Regions from separate parts of the Homo sapiens genome. Here region 1 is linked to region 2. The links are chromatin contacts, found by Hi-C or POLR2A ChIA-PET in ENCODE. All regions are on one chromosome and are shown on one strand. Each heading gives the region's core, a stretch centred on a gene start or an enhancer-like site at or near the end of the contact. The rest is flanking DNA. Distances are from core to core; before and after follow the strand shown. Region 1 overlaps AP5Z1 (adaptor related protein complex 5 subunit zeta 1). Region 2 has its middle 70 kb from the start of FOXK1.

Evidence for each region. Hi-C counts contacts between places; a loop is a spot of excess contacts on that map. ChIA-PET counts read pairs that join two places held with the same protein, here RNA polymerase II (POLR2A). Pooled maps may share reads with other maps.
Region 1: a loop to region 2 is called in a map with no recorded cell type, with 13 times the contacts of the local background. The contact joins two enhancer-like sites. A Hi-C loop is called at or near these places in 2 of 37 single-sample maps with no recorded cell type and 7 of 50 pooled maps. POLR2A ChIA-PET finds 5 or more read pairs at or near these places in 1 of 52 experiments (WTC11).

What each region holds. Positions count from the first base shown.
Region 1 is chr7:4,791,357-4,795,711 of GRCh38, forward strand. AP5Z1 (adaptor related protein complex 5 subunit zeta 1) reads left to right here. Exons shown (of 17, transcript NM_014855.3): 17 at 1-3,041. The coding sequence ends at 29. Among named protein-coding and RNA genes, the nearest start is that of MIR4656, 4.9 kb to the left of the region's middle. RefSeq lists a silencer at 878-997 and enhancers at 1,388-1,467, 1,572-2,246. Within about 2 kb of position 1,340, at least 10 of the 41 ENCODE cell types and tissues checked have a DNase peak (open chromatin) inside an H3K27ac peak, as active enhancers do.
Region 2 is chr7:4,610,510-4,614,491 of GRCh38, forward strand. No RefSeq gene overlaps it. Among named protein-coding and RNA genes, the nearest start is that of FOXK1, 70 kb to the right of the region's middle. Within about 2 kb of position 1,983, at least 15 of the 41 ENCODE cell types and tissues checked have a DNase peak (open chromatin) inside an H3K27ac peak, as active enhancers do.

The DNA of each region.
Region 1 (4,355 bases), core at 90-2,589, 180 kb after region 2:
AGAGGGAGGCCGGCCTCATGCCAGGGTGAAGGGACAGTGGCCAGGGACTTCGGTGCAGATTAAGAGCCTGGGCAGCCAGCTTGCTACTGAGGCCAGGCTGATAGGAGCTCAGGAGGGCGCGGGAGTCCTGGGAGAGGAGGCAAGGCCCACGGTGGGCTTGGCACCCTCACAGACACGCGGGGCTGGCCCCCCTGCTCACCCTCTGGGCTTTGTCTCCGAGCCTTTTGCTCCCAGGCAACACTGAGCTGAGCTGAGGGGTGCCATGGAGCGGCTCTGATTGGAGGCTTGAGGCCCTGTGGCTGGGTCGGGTGGAGGCTGCTGGGTCTGTTTCCTAGTCTTTTGTTTTTGGACAGTTGATGGGCAAGAAGAGCTGCAGTAAAAGTAAATCTCCTTTAATAAGCGTCTGTATGAAGAGTGCGCGATCAGTTCCGTTACCTGCCCTGCACCCTGGGGAGAGGACCAGGGATGGGAACCCCTGGCAGCTGCTGCCAGTCCTGGAGGCTCAGCCCGGCGTGCCACTGCTGCTACAGAAACCAGGTCATTTGTGCACAGCCCGGAAGGCAGCGGCGCGAGTTCCCGGGTGTGGTCACCGCTCTGGGTGGTGCGCTTGTCAATGCCCCTTTTGATGCCCTTGAATAGCCTGAAGATGAAGGGGACCGGGGGAGGGTTGCAAGCGCCATGGCCTATGCAGGCTGCGGCCTCTGGCCATTCGGAGGGAAGGCCCCAGGGAGCCACCTGAGTGGAGCTCAGAACACTGGATTCGCGCGAAGGGGAGGTGTCTGGGCGTGCGGCCCCAGCCCCGCCACCTTCCTGGGCCCTGTGGTCCCACCCTCCGGACTACCAAGGCACAGCTGTGTCGCACGTTCCGCCCGGTGCCTGGGACGGGCTCAGCCGCCAGGGGGCGCCGCCGCCCCGAGAGCCTCACGCCCCGCCCCCAGGCTCAAACTCTTCCCCCTCCCCACTCTGGCTCCGCCCCCGGTCTCCTCTTTTGCTCTGGCCCCGCCCACCTCCCCTCCGGCCTCGGCCCCGCCCCCAATCCCCCATAGCTCTGCGACTAAGAAACCACAGGCTGAAGGCGACTGCAGGGTCCTGCCCCTTGCCCAGCCTCAGGACTATGGAGGGGGCGAGTGACGCGCAAGGAACGGAGCAGGGGACACCGTGCGGGCTCAGGAGCTCCCCAGATGCCCGAGCCGAACCGCGGGGTCCTCACCGCCAGGTTCCAGCCCAGGAAGCGCTCGCCTGCCCCACAGCCTGGGCCTTGGGTCGCGTTCCGAGCTCCAGGACGGCTGGTGTCCCCCGCGGCCTGCGATGACAGCCCAGGGCCGCTGAGCCGGGGCCGCAGGAAAGGCTGGCGCTGGCAGGCGCTTCCGTCGGCAGCACTGTGTTTGTGTTTCCACGTGGAAACAGCAGCGCACGTGTACAACTGTGCATACCAAGGCGTGCGTGCCAGTGCGCGGGTCTCGGGATCACTTCCCAGTGCGGTGCACGACCCCGCCTGCAGCAGTGGGTGTGGGGGCGCTGCTGGGCTCATCCCGAAGCTCAGAGAGCGTGGGGCTGCCCCTAGGCTCGGAATGAGTCTCCCACTGAGTCCGCAGCTCCCCTCCTGCCCTGGGGCGGGGCTTCCCTGACCTGAAGGCGTCGGGGGTGTCCTGGCTCCCAGCTCCCAGGCACTCGTGGGGCCACCGCCCAGGCCAGCTGGTGCTAAGTCCGCAGCCTGTGCAGCAGCGCCCGGCTTAGGACTGGGAGTGTGACTTGAAGGGCCGTCCCGCTCATCCAAGGGACAAGGAGGAGCTCATGGCCACAGGGCCTCGGAGGGCATGACCCCAGCCCAGGGAGGAGCAACCTTCAGGTGGCCTCCAGGAGGCAGCTGGGAAAAGGGCAAAGCTCACCAGCTCTCAACTTTTTTTTTAAATAAACTGAAATTTTAGAATAGTTTTTCAGATTTACAGAAAAGATGATAAACCTTAGAAACATTATATGCTAAGTGAAAGTGAGAAGTGACAGCCTGCTGGCAGTCCTCACAGCCCTCGCTCGCTCTTGGCGCCTCCTCTGCCTGGGCTCCCACTTTGGCAGCACTTGAGGAGCCCTTCAGCCCGCCACTGCACTGTGGGAGCCCCTTTCAGGGCTGGCCAAGGCCGGAGCCGGCTCCCTCAGCTTGCGGGGAGGTGTGGAGGGAGAGGCGCGGTGGGAACCAGGGCTGCACGCGGTGCTTGCGGGCCAGCGCGAGTTCCGGGTGGGCGTGGGCTCTGTGGGCCCCGCACTCGGAGCCGCCGGCTAGCCCCGCCAGCCTGGGCAGTGAGGGGCTTAGCACCTGGACCAGCAGCTGCTGTGCTCGATTTCTCACTGGGCCTTAGCTGCCTTCCTGCGGGGCAGGGCTGGGGACCTGCAGCCCGCCATGCCTGAGCCTCCCCCCTCCCCTCCGTGGGTTCCTGCGCAGTCCGAGCCTCCCCAACGAGTGTTGCCACCTGCTCAGGGCACCCAGTCCCATCGACCACCCAAGGGCTGAGGAGTGCCTTTGGAGCAGGGCACGGGACTGGCAGGCAGCTCTACCTGCAGCCCCTGTGCAGGATCCACTGGGTGAAAGCCAGCTGGGCTCCTGAGTCTGGTGGGGACTTGGAGAACCTTTATGTCTAGCTAAGGGATTGTAAATAAACCAATTGGCACTCTGTATCTAGCTCAAGGTTTGTAAACACACCAATCAGCACCTTGTGTCTAGCTCAGGGTTTGTGAATGCACCAATAGACACTCTGTATCTAGCTACTCTGGTGGGGACTTGGAAAACCTTTTTGTCAACACTCTGTATCTAGTTAATCTGGTGGGGACATGGAGAACCTTTGTGTCTAGCTCAGGGATTGTAAACGCACCAATCAGCACCCTGTCAAAACAGACCACTCGGCTCTACCAGTCAGCAGGATGTGGGTGGGGCCAGATGAGAATAAAAGCAGGCTGCCCGAGCCAGCAGTGACAACCCACTCGGGTCCCCTTCCACACCGGGATGCTTTGTTTGTTCGCTCTTTGCAATAAATCTTGCTGCTGCTCACTCTTTGGGTCCACACTGCCTTTATGAGCTATAACACTCATCGCAAAGATCTGCAGCTTCACTCCTAAAGCCAGCAAGACCACGAACCCACTGGGAGGAACGAACAACTCCAGACGCGCCGCCTTAAGAGCTGTAACACTCACCGCGAAGGTCTGCAGCTTCACTCCTGAGCCAGCGAGACCACGAACCCACCAAAAGGAAGAAACTCCGAACACATCCGAACATCATAAAGAACAAACTGCGGACACGCAGCCTTTAAGAACTGTAACACTCACCGCGAGGGTCCGCGACTTCATTCTTGAGGTCAGTGAGACCAAGAACCCACCAATTCCGGACACAAAAGAATCCAGACCCAAGGCCACATACTGCATGACTCAGGTCAGAGGCGTGGGAGCCACAGCAACCGCGTCTTAAATAGGGGCTGGGTAAAAACGAGGCTGAGACCTGCGGGGCTGCATTCCCAGGAGGACAGGCATTCTTAGTCACGGGATGAGACAGGAGGTCAGCACAAGGTACAGGTTCAAGATGCGGGTCCCAAAGACACTCCTGATAAAATAGGATGCTGTAGAGAAGCTGGCCAAAACCAAGACAGCAACGACAGTGATCTCTAGTCATCCTTGCTGCTCGTTAGTTGCTAATTATAATTCATTAGCATTCTAAAAGACACTCCCACCAGCGCAGTGACAGTTTCCAAATGCCACGGTAACGTCAGGAAGTTACCTATGTAGTCTAAAAAGGGGAAGGACCCTCAGTTCCAGGAAATCTTCATCCCTTTCCTAGAAAACTCATGAATAATCCGCCCCTTGTTTAGCATGTAATCAAGAAATAACTCTAAATATACTCACTAGCGCTCATGCTGCTGCTCTGCCTTTGGAGTGGCCATTTTTTTTTTTTTTTTTGAGACAGAGTCTTGCCCTGTTGCCCAGGCTGGAGTGCAATGATGCAATCTCGGCTCACTGCAACCTCCACCTCCTGGTTTCAAGCAATTCTCCGGCCTCAGCCTCCTGAGTAGCTGGGATTACAGGTGTGTGCCACCACCCCCAGCTAATTTTATTATTTATTTATTTTTTTTTTTTTTGAGACAGAGTCTTGCTCTGTTACCCAGGCTGGATGGAATACAATGGCACAATCTCAGCTCACTGCAACCTCCGCCTCCCAGGTTCAAGTGATTCTCCTGACTCAGCCTCCTGAGTAGCTGGGATTACAGGCGCTTGCTACCATTCCCAGCTAATTTTTCTATTTTTAGTAGAGACGGGGTTTCACCATGTTGGCCAGGATGGTCTCAAACTCCTGACCTCAGGTGGTCAGGCCTTGG
Region 2 (3,982 bases), core at 733-3,232:
AGGTTCAAGCAATTCTCCTGCCTCAGCCTCCTGAGTAGCTGGGATTACAGGCATGCACCACCACGCCCGGCTAATTTTGTATTTTTAGTAGAGACGGTGTTTCTCCATGTTGAGGTAGGTCTCGAACTCCTGACCTCTGGTGATCTGCCCGCCTCGGCCTCCCAAAGTGCTGGGATTACAGGAGTGAGCCACGGCACCCGGCCAATTTTTCTGTGTTTTTAGGCAACCACCATCCTCTAGTTTTAAAATGTTGGCCCAATATTTTTTGTTAACACTGTGAGTCAAATAAAACATAACTGCAGGCCAGATTCAACCCTGGACCACCATTTTGTGAACTTTCACTGGGCTTCCTCCACCGCAGTCCTCGCCGTTACCTCCAGTATGTGTTGACAAGAGTAGAGAACAGCCAGGGTCACCATGCATGGTCGTCTAGAGTGTGCACTGCCCAAGGGCACCACACCTAAGAGGTGTCCTCTTAGGCATCTAAGATTTGTACTAAGAATTTCCCCAGTTTTCCAGCAGAGGGCAGTCACATGTCATGCTCCATGGCACGTCACAAAAATGTTCAGCAGTTGGAATAATCTGTCCTTCTTTAATCCACACAAAGGTGTTACAAGAATTAACAGCAGGCCAGGTGTGGTGGCTCACACCTGTAATCCCAGCACTTTGGGAGTACGAGGAAGGAAGATCACTTCAGCTCAGGAGTTCAAGACCAGCCTGGGCAACATAGTAAGACCCTGTCTCTAAAAAAATTTTAAAAATTAGCCAGGCATGGTATTGCATACCTGTGGTCCCTGCTACTTGAAAGGCTGAGGCAGGAGAATCACTTGAGTCTAGGAGGTGGAGGCTGCAGTAAGCTATGATCACGCCACTGCACTACAGCCTGGACAACAGAGCAAGACCCTGTCTCAAAAAAAATAAAAAATTTGTAAACGTAGCAGCAGCCCTGAAGGTGGGGAGTATTGAAATTAATGATCCTACTCTTTTGAGTTATAAAAATGGAAGTTCCAAATAGCAAGCATTGGTGAGGTTGGAGAGGAACCGGGGTCCCTACATTGCTGGTAGAGGTTAAGTAGGTACACCTCCATTCGGAACTTTTCGGCAGCCCTTAATCAAGTTGAACATACAAACATTCATGACCCAGCAATTCCACTCGGTGTATATCCAGCAGCACCCATACCGGGTGTACCCAAAACATGTTCCAGACCATTCATAGGCACACTGTCTGCAATGGCCCACACTGCAATGAGCTCCACTGTCCATCAGTAACGGAAAGGGTAACTTGTGCTATATTCACATGGGAAATATATTCCGCTGTGCAAACGCACCAACTGCTACTATGCATAGTAATATATGAGGACAAATCTCATAAAAGTCACCTTAAGTCAGTGAAGAGAACATCCCATGTGATTTTGTTTCCATAAAGCGTAAACAGCAGGCAAAGCTAATCTCTGGTGTTTGATGTTGCGATAGCAGTTTCCCTTAGAGGTAAATGGGTAGTGGCTGAAAAGAGACACAAGGGGCCAGGCACAGGGGCTCACACCTGTAATCCCAGCACTTTGAGAGGTTGAGGCAAGTCAGGAGTTCGAGACCAGCCTGGCCAACGTGGCAAAACCCCGTCTCTACTAAAAATTAAAAAAAAAAAAAAATTAGCCGGGCATCGTAACACACGCCTGTAATCCCAGCTACGCAGGAGGCTGAGGCAAGAGAATCGCTTGAACCCAGGAAGTGGAGGCTGCAGTGAGCCAAGATCATACCACGGCACTCCAGACTGGGCAATAGAGTGAGACTCCATCTCAAAAAAAAAAAAATAGACACAAGGGAACGTGCTAAGGCAACTCCTGGTACCAGTACCACTTCTTGGCCTGTTAGGAACCGGGAGGTTCAGCAGGAAGTGAGCAGCGGGCAGGAAGGTGAAGTTTCATCTGTATTTACAGCCACTCCCCATCGCTCGCATTACCGCCTGAGCTCCGTCTCCTGTCAGATCAACTGCGCAAACCCTATTGTGAACCGCGCATGCGAGGGATCTAGGTTGTTTGCTCCTTATGAGAATCTAATGCCTGATGATCTGCCACTGTCTCTCATCGCCCCCAGACAGGACCCTCTAGTTGCAGGAAAACAGGCTCAGGGTTCCCACTGATTCTACATTATGAAAGTTGTAGAATTATTTCATTCTATGTTATAATGTAATAATAATAGAAATATAATGCACAATAAATGTAATCTGCTTGAATCATCTCAAAACCATCTCCCCGACCCGGGCCCACGGAGAAATTATCTTCCACGAAACTGGTCCCTGGTTCCAAAAAGCTTAGGGACTGCTGTTCTAAGGGGCTAGGGAGGTTCTGTTTCTTGACCTGAGCGGTAGGCACGTGGGTGAGTTCACTTTCATCCTTTCACAGTCCTGCTTTGCACGTTTTTCTGTCTACATGCTATACTCCAATACACATCTCAAAAGACAATTACATATGTGTGTGTTAGACAGAAAGAAGGAAGAGGGCAGGGAGAGAAAACCACCGCATTCAAGCATCGCCGCCTCTAGGTGTAAGGTTCATTCCAGGACTGCCTGGAGTTGGTGACTTTGCATTCCTGCAGAGGAAACCCACTTCCTTTGCCTGTGTTCTCGGGCCGACTTCCCATATCTGCTGACCAGAAATCCTTCCTTGCAGCCGCCCCTGTAACGGGGCTGGCATTTGCAATTCGAAAGTGTCTTTGGCCTTGTTTTTCCGAGGAAATGAAAACGCTATGCGTTATCAGCATATCATCCAACAATTTATCATCACGTTGGCACCTGACAATGTTGATTTATGATTCCAGCAGGAAGAGCAGCCCTCCAACCCCCCACCAGTTCAGAAATGGAGACATCGAGGAGTCCTGAGCACAGGCAGGAGAGACTATGAAGTTATCGTAGACTCGATGTCCACAAGTGCCGGTGAGAATGACTGTGCAGAGACCATCTGAGCTCCCTGCAGATCTCACGACTCTTTTCCTCCTCCCCTTGCTCCCGGGTGCTTTGTCTCTCACACTCGGCCCCTGTGGAGCTGTTCTGCCTATGCAAGCAGAAATTGAGAGGTGCCTGGGGTTCCTGTCCCCCCAGCCAGCTCTTAGCCAATGGCGAGCAGATTCCAGAAAGTGAAAGCCCCGCTCCCTTTGCCTGAGTCTGGACAGACCCTGGGGCATAACTTACGCTGCAGTGCCTTCCTGCAGGATTGGGCCAAAGCCACCCCAGGGGGATTTTGCCAAAGGACCTTACTCTGGCTTGGCTCCTGGGTCCCCTCCTCCTACTCCCTTCCAGACCTCCCGGGACCACGGCATTCCTACGTGGCTTGCACACAATTCCTTACCACAGAGTTTGCTTCTGGGGAACCTGACCTAAAACCGAGGGGAAAATGGATTCTAGCATTTTTCAGATTCAGAAACGGGAGACCCAAATGGCCCGGGCCTCCCGCCTCCCGCACACAGGCCTGTGTATCAAGTTTCTGCAAGCACAAGCAAGAGGCTTGCAACGTGTTTGCAAGCAGTCATCATCATTTCCAGGATTGGCTATGACTCGGGTTGCAATGTTTTATTTCAGTTCACAGACAGACACAGGCCACACTCCAGGGCTCATGCCCACATCCGTAGCTTGGAACTCGAGATGCACTGTCTAGGATGGCCAACATCAGGACGGCACCCACCAGCAGACAAGCCTGTTCCCAGAATAGCCTTCTTTTTTATTTTTTTGAGACAGGGTCTGGCTTTGTGGCCCAGGCTGGAGTGCAGTGGTGCAATCATAGCTCACTGCAGCCTTGACCTCCTGGGCTCAAGTGATCCTCCCACCTCAGCCCCCCAGCCCCAGTAGCTGGGACCACAGGCATGCACCACCACGCCTGGCTAATTTTTTTTTTTTTTTTTTTTTTTTTTTTTTTTTTGTAGAGACCAGGTTTCACCATGTTGCCCAGGCGGGTCTCAAACTCCTGGACTCACGTTATTCACCCGCCTC